Regions from separate parts of the Homo sapiens genome. Here region 2 is linked to region 1. Evidence: chromatin loops called from intact Hi-C (ENCODE). Cell type or tissue: heart left ventricle. All regions are shown on one strand. Links, peaks and the distances in the headings refer to the core of each region. The heading gives the core; the rest is flanking DNA.

What was found. Peaks named below come from ENCODE experiments on the same cell type or tissue, not always from the same donor. Only the 100,000 strongest peaks of a DNase experiment are listed, where the experiment ranks them.
Region 2: it touches region 1 in a loop (3-fold over the local background); 4 of 110 quality-filtered maps call a loop at or near these places.

Annotation. Positions count from the first base shown.
Region 1 is chr9:26,742,986-26,745,915 of GRCh38, forward strand. No RefSeq gene overlaps it. Among named protein-coding and RNA genes, the nearest start is that of CAAP1, 150 kb to the right of the region's middle. RefSeq lists an enhancer at 1-355. In heart left ventricle, for the core only: a CTCF peak has its summit at 1,582 (motif pointing right); no DNase peak of the experiment used is centred there.
Region 2 is chr9:26,803,436-26,806,365 of GRCh38, forward strand. It overlaps LOC107987028 (a long non-coding RNA gene), which reads right to left and starts at 649. Exons shown (of 4, transcript XR_001746568.1): 1 at 582-649. In heart left ventricle, for the core only: no CTCF peak of the experiment used is centred there; no DNase peak of the experiment used is centred there.

The DNA.
Region 1 (2,930 bases), core at 137-2,636:
ATTCACATATAACAGGAGCTCTGTAAATGTTATTATTCATGAGCCAAGAAAATTTGCATAACAATTACAGCTACCAGGAGACATGTGACTGCAACATGCACCATTTGCAAATCTTTGCAATGGAGAATCACTTTTGCAGTTGATGGAAAGAAGGTGGGGGAGTTGGTCATTTACCATAATGACTTTTTCATGATAAGCAGCCAGCATCTATGATTATTTTCAAAGGCAGTGAATAGGTTCAAAGTCCTACATTATTGGGCTTTAATTAGGAGTCTAGTTTGCATACATTTTAAATGTTAATCACTGTTCAGTGAGCCAGTGAACTCAGATAGGTCACCCACAACCTACTCTTTCCAGAAAAAAAAAATACCTTCTTTTTCTTCTTGTTGAGATGTAAAGTACTGTGGGGCAGTGGCACAAGATCCTGTTTCTCAAAAGAAAATGGCAAAGGACAGACAGTTCAGAATGATTACTCAAAATTTTGAGATTTGCAAAATTTGCTACATTTAGCTGAATTCTTATAACAACCCTCCCTACTCCAAAAATGTGGCAGAATACATATTGCCAATAAATTTCATGCATGTTGAAGACTATTTGGGAGCCTCTGTACATATTCTGAAGCACAGTGGCAAATACAGAAGCAGAGTGGAATATTTTCAGCCTAAAATTTAGTCTGAACTTGAGCAGGTCATTTCAATAGGGAACGTTAACCTGGTCCATTGTCCAATTTTGCCACCTGGCAAAATGAGAAAACCAAAGACTAATGCAACAACTGTATTTTGTTGAGTAAAATTGCCCATTATTATAAAACTGTGTCCTTCCTACTTTACTGATATTAAAGTGTCCTTTATTTTATAAAATAGGTTCTTAGTAGATGGTAGCCACAATGTATTGTTTATTTTTAAATAAGTCCTTGCTTAATAAAATTGAAAAGTTGGTGAAATTTAATCCTTGCTTAGTAAAATTGAAAAATCCCTGATAGATGGGTAAAATTCCTAAATTTGGAAAATACTGAAATTAGTACATCTCTAGTCCTGCTGTTCATCAGGCAAGAAGTCATGCTGCACAGGTCTGCTAAAAACCAGCACCCTGGCTTTGACCTTGCTGTTTTATGAGCTTTCATTTCTGTCCAAGACAGTGTTTAAAAGTCAGTATTTCTCCATTTCCTGACTCTCCTTTTGATGAGAAAGGACAAACACTTGGAAAAGAAAAAAAAAAATCATGCAAGGTGCTTGAAGACAGAAATTATTTCCTCAAAGTGTTTTAATCATGCTGTTGAAAACCACTTCCTCCATTGGCCTAATCACATAAATCATAGTAAAAGGTTAAAGACAAAGTTCAATTGTACCAAATTGCCTGTGATGGTTTCTCAGAAATGGATTACTTTCAATTAAAAGGTGAAGTCATTCTGCTACCCATTGGTATGCCTAGGTGGACTCTGGATTGTAACTTTATATTTCCTATCCAGATAATGTGCATAGATGTTTGGAGGGCAACAAGTTTAATTTCTATCAACATTTGACTCAAACCTAAATGCTGAATGCAACTTTCATGAAGTGTAATTACATATTATTAGCACCAGGGGGCAGTAGCCAGATTCTGTAAAAGGAAAATGATGCTAATACGATATTCAGTTATTTTCTCCTTGATAAACTATTAATACCACCTGAAACAGACTTCCTTTTTATTATTCAGAGTTTGTAGATACTAAGCATTGTGAATAGAGAAATTCATCAGAAATATGATTCATGTATTTTATAAATATATTACATTAGCAGATGTATTGCAGTGATTCTTAAATTCTAACTTCAGAACAGTGATGAAATAGAAAGACAAATAGAAATTCCAGCCTTGGGAGTCAGGAGACCAAAGACCTATTTTTCCTATGGTGCAGCAGCCTAGATGAGTTTCCTGATTCCCCCGAGCCTCACTCTCTTCATCTCTAAAATCATTTTTCTTTTTATTTCAAAAAATTTAGTTAAGGGATCTAATTGGCTTTTATTAGTGATTCATGAATTGGCCAGCATCTCATCTAAAGATTTATAAAAGACACTCCATTGGGCATGGCAGAACATTCAGTTTTCATAAGGTACCTTGAACAGGAACAAGGAAATAGCATAATACAAAAGAAAAAAACAGATTGGTTAACATCAGGTCACTTCAGGTTACCTTCTTTATAAGAATTAAAGCAGAGGGGACTTCCTTATCATACTGGCTAAAACTGGCCTGTTTGAGTGTTGCGGCTGTCATCTCTCTCTCTTGATTTCTCAGAAGGTTGAATGACGAATTCAATTTGGTAACATGGAACCTTAGCATGAGTGACCCCATTTTGGTTTGGTCTGTTCTATTAGGGCCTAATGTCAGAACTTACTTCAAAACAATGGCCTCTCATAAATTTTATTTAACCAAAGTATGTGTTCGGCCTGAAACACACAGTTCTGTTTATTAAGCATTTACTTTATGCCAAGTATTACGCAAAGTATATCACAAATATCATCTTATTTAATCCCTACAATAATGCTATGAAATGAATAGTGTTATTAGCCCCACAAGACTCAGGAAATTGATTCTTAGAGGGGTTAAGTGGGACAGAACTAGGAAATGGGAGGTCAGATTCGAACCCAAGTTTGGCTAACTCTAAGCCTACTACATATGACACTATACTGCTCGTCTTGCTAAAAGTTTCTTTCCTTTCCCAAGAACAAGTACTTAATTTGAACTAATCTGGTTAATACAAAATGGTAAAAGACCTACGCACACACAAACACCTCAGTATCCTCATCCCGCTTTTGGTGACATGGTCATCAACAGACAATGCTTTGCCTTGGTTGTCTAAGTCAGGAATAACCTAGTGAAAGGAATTTTGGAACAAGTAAATAGGAAGATGAAATGCCACAAAAAAGAAGGGAGTTCTCTCTGGGTGGGCAAGG
Region 2 (2,930 bases), core at 281-2,780, 61 kb after region 1:
TCAAGACCAGCATGGTCAACATGGTGAAACCCCGTCTCTACTAAAAATACAAAAATTAGTTGGGCATGGTGGTATACGCCTGTAATCCCAGCTACTTGGGAGGCTGAGGCAGGCGTATCACTTGAACCTGGGAGGCGGAGGTTGCAGTGAGCCGAGATCACACTGCACTCCAGCCTGGGTGACAGGGCAAGACTCTATCTCAAAAAAAAGAAAGAAAGAAAGAAAGAAAAATACATTCACAAAAAGACTTGTGCAAGAATACTCATAGTCACTTTTATCATATGGCCAAAAACTAGAAACAATCTGTGTCCGTCAATAAGAGAACAGATAGACTGGTAAGCAATGAGATGAACAACACAAAAGAACGAATTACTGATACATGAGACAACATGGATAAATCTCACAAACATTATGCCGTGTGAAAGAAGTCTTACACAACAGTATATACCTGTATATCTTACGAGTTCATTTATATAATGCTAGAATATGCAAGACTAATCTAGAGTGCGAAAACTTCAGAACAAAGGTTGCCTCTGGGGTTGTAGGAGGGATATCCTGAAAAGGAGAATGAGAAAACTTACTGTATTCTATATCTTGATAGGTAATACACGTGTGGCTATTCCTCAAAACTCAGGATCAGGTGCAGTGGCTCACGCTGTAACCCCGTCACTTTGGAAGGCTGAGACAGGAGGATTGCTTTACCTCAGGAGTTTGAGACCAGCCTGGGCAACATAGGGAGATCCCCTCTCTACAAAAAATGAAAAAAATTAGCCAGTGTAATGGTGTGTGCCTGTAGTTCTAGCTACTCAGGGGGCTGAGGCGGGAGAGTCACTTGAGCCCAAAAGGTCAAGGCTGCAGTGAGCCATGATCATGCCACTGCACCCCAGCCTGAGCAACACAGCGAGACTCCGTATGAAAAAAAAACCAAAACAAGAAACAGTAAATATACTCAAGTTGGTGCATTTCAATCAAAAGAAAAATGTAAACAAATATTAAAGTCTAGTTAATAATAAATATCTGAAGTATTTAGGGGAAGTGTGCTAGTGTCTTCAATTCACTTTGACATATGTCACAAATCATAAGATATATTAATGAATGGATAGATATATGATAAAGCAAGTATAGTAAAATGGTAATCATAGAATCTAGTATGTGGGTGTCTACTGTAAAATGTAAAACTTTGCTATATGCTTGAAAATTTTCATAACAAAATGTTAGAAGAAAATAAAAAATAAAATAAATATTAAGTGCAATACGTATGGTAGTAAACTTCCTTGGTATTAACCTTCCAAACTCTCGCTATGTTGCCCATTTGTTAAGTTTCAAATTATAACCACAATGAAGGCCTACTTATTTGGTTCTTAGAAATACTCCAACAAGCTTAAATATACTAAACTCCCCAACAGCAAGATTTTTTGCCTGTTTAACCAGTTACAAGCACCTAGTACTGTGTTTGGCACATAGTAAGTAGGATGTAGTAGATATTAAATATTTGTGGAATGAACTTCATCACATATAGTTCTCACTTTTTTTTTTTTTTTTTTGAAAGACAGGGTCTTGCTATATTGTCCAGGCTGGACTCAAACTCCTGGGCCCAAGTGATCCTCCCAGTTAGGCCTCCCAAGTCGCTGAGAATACAGGTGCATGCCACTGTGCTCAGCCACATATATTTCTTTCTTTTTTTTTTTTTTTTTCTTTTTAGAGACAAGGTCTTGCTATGTTGCCCAGGCTGGTCTCAAACTCCTGAGCTCAAGTGATCTGTCCACCTCAGCCTCCCAAAGTGCTGAGATTACAGGCATGAGCCACCATGCCTGGCCACATATATTTCTTAATCAAGCTATCTCAGTGCTTTTAGAAATGATGTGAGATGTGATAAAAGCAATGCAAATATCTTCTACAACCTAGCCCATAACCAAAAAATATTCCTGAAGTTAAGTATAGGTGATTCTAACACTGGTAAAATGTTAACCATCTAACTAAATTGATTTTAAAATGACAATGGGAGTTAATAAAATAGAATCCAAAGGATCCATGTAGTTTAGTTATGGATTTATTAATCCATAATTTAGTATTAATAATATTTAATTTAATAATATAATTATTAATAAATCCATAAATAAACTAAGCTTAACTTAGTTGGGCATCAGAATTATCTGAGAGTTTTCTAAAAAATACAGGTTTCTAGGCTTCACTTTGGAGATTCTGAATATAAAAAGAGACCCATGTACCACTACCAATTTCCTGCCCTCTTTGCTTTACTTTCCAATTGAATGAGAACTTTCTCATGGAAAATATATGATTGTTGTATACTAGGCTATTGGAGCACAGCTGGAAAATATAGTACCACTATCAATGATTAATAATGCTCTTAACTCTCCTTGCAGCTACTGAAGTAAGAAGATACCAGTCCTCGTCCCCTGACACACACAGAAAGTCACTGATGGCATTCAGATACAAACAGAGCAAAGGGATCAATGGTCCACGGACCCTGCTCTTTCCCGGGGTGCTATTCCAGTGGCCAGAGGAACCTCCCATCACTTCAGACTTTTGTTTTATTTGTTGTTGTCGTTATTTTTGGTCTTCTATCATTGACTCATAGCTCTCTCACACATTTTAATGTATTCGCTGCATCAGACCCAGAAAAACATTTGCCTGGTGTGTGAAAGAGCCTCTGATTACAGAATGAACTTTGTCTCTCCATAATTTGAAGAAGTTAAGGAAGGTCCCCACCCAAATGTTATGTCCTATTTTGATGCTCAAAATCTTAGTAAAATCACAGTGCAAAGGAAAGAGCACTGACTTTGGCATCACACAGATGAAACTTGGCTCTGCTATTCTCTTGTATTATTGTGGGTATGGCATCTCTGACATGAGGATAATAATCATTCTTCATAAGGCTGTCTTAATGAGTAAAGATAACACATATAAAG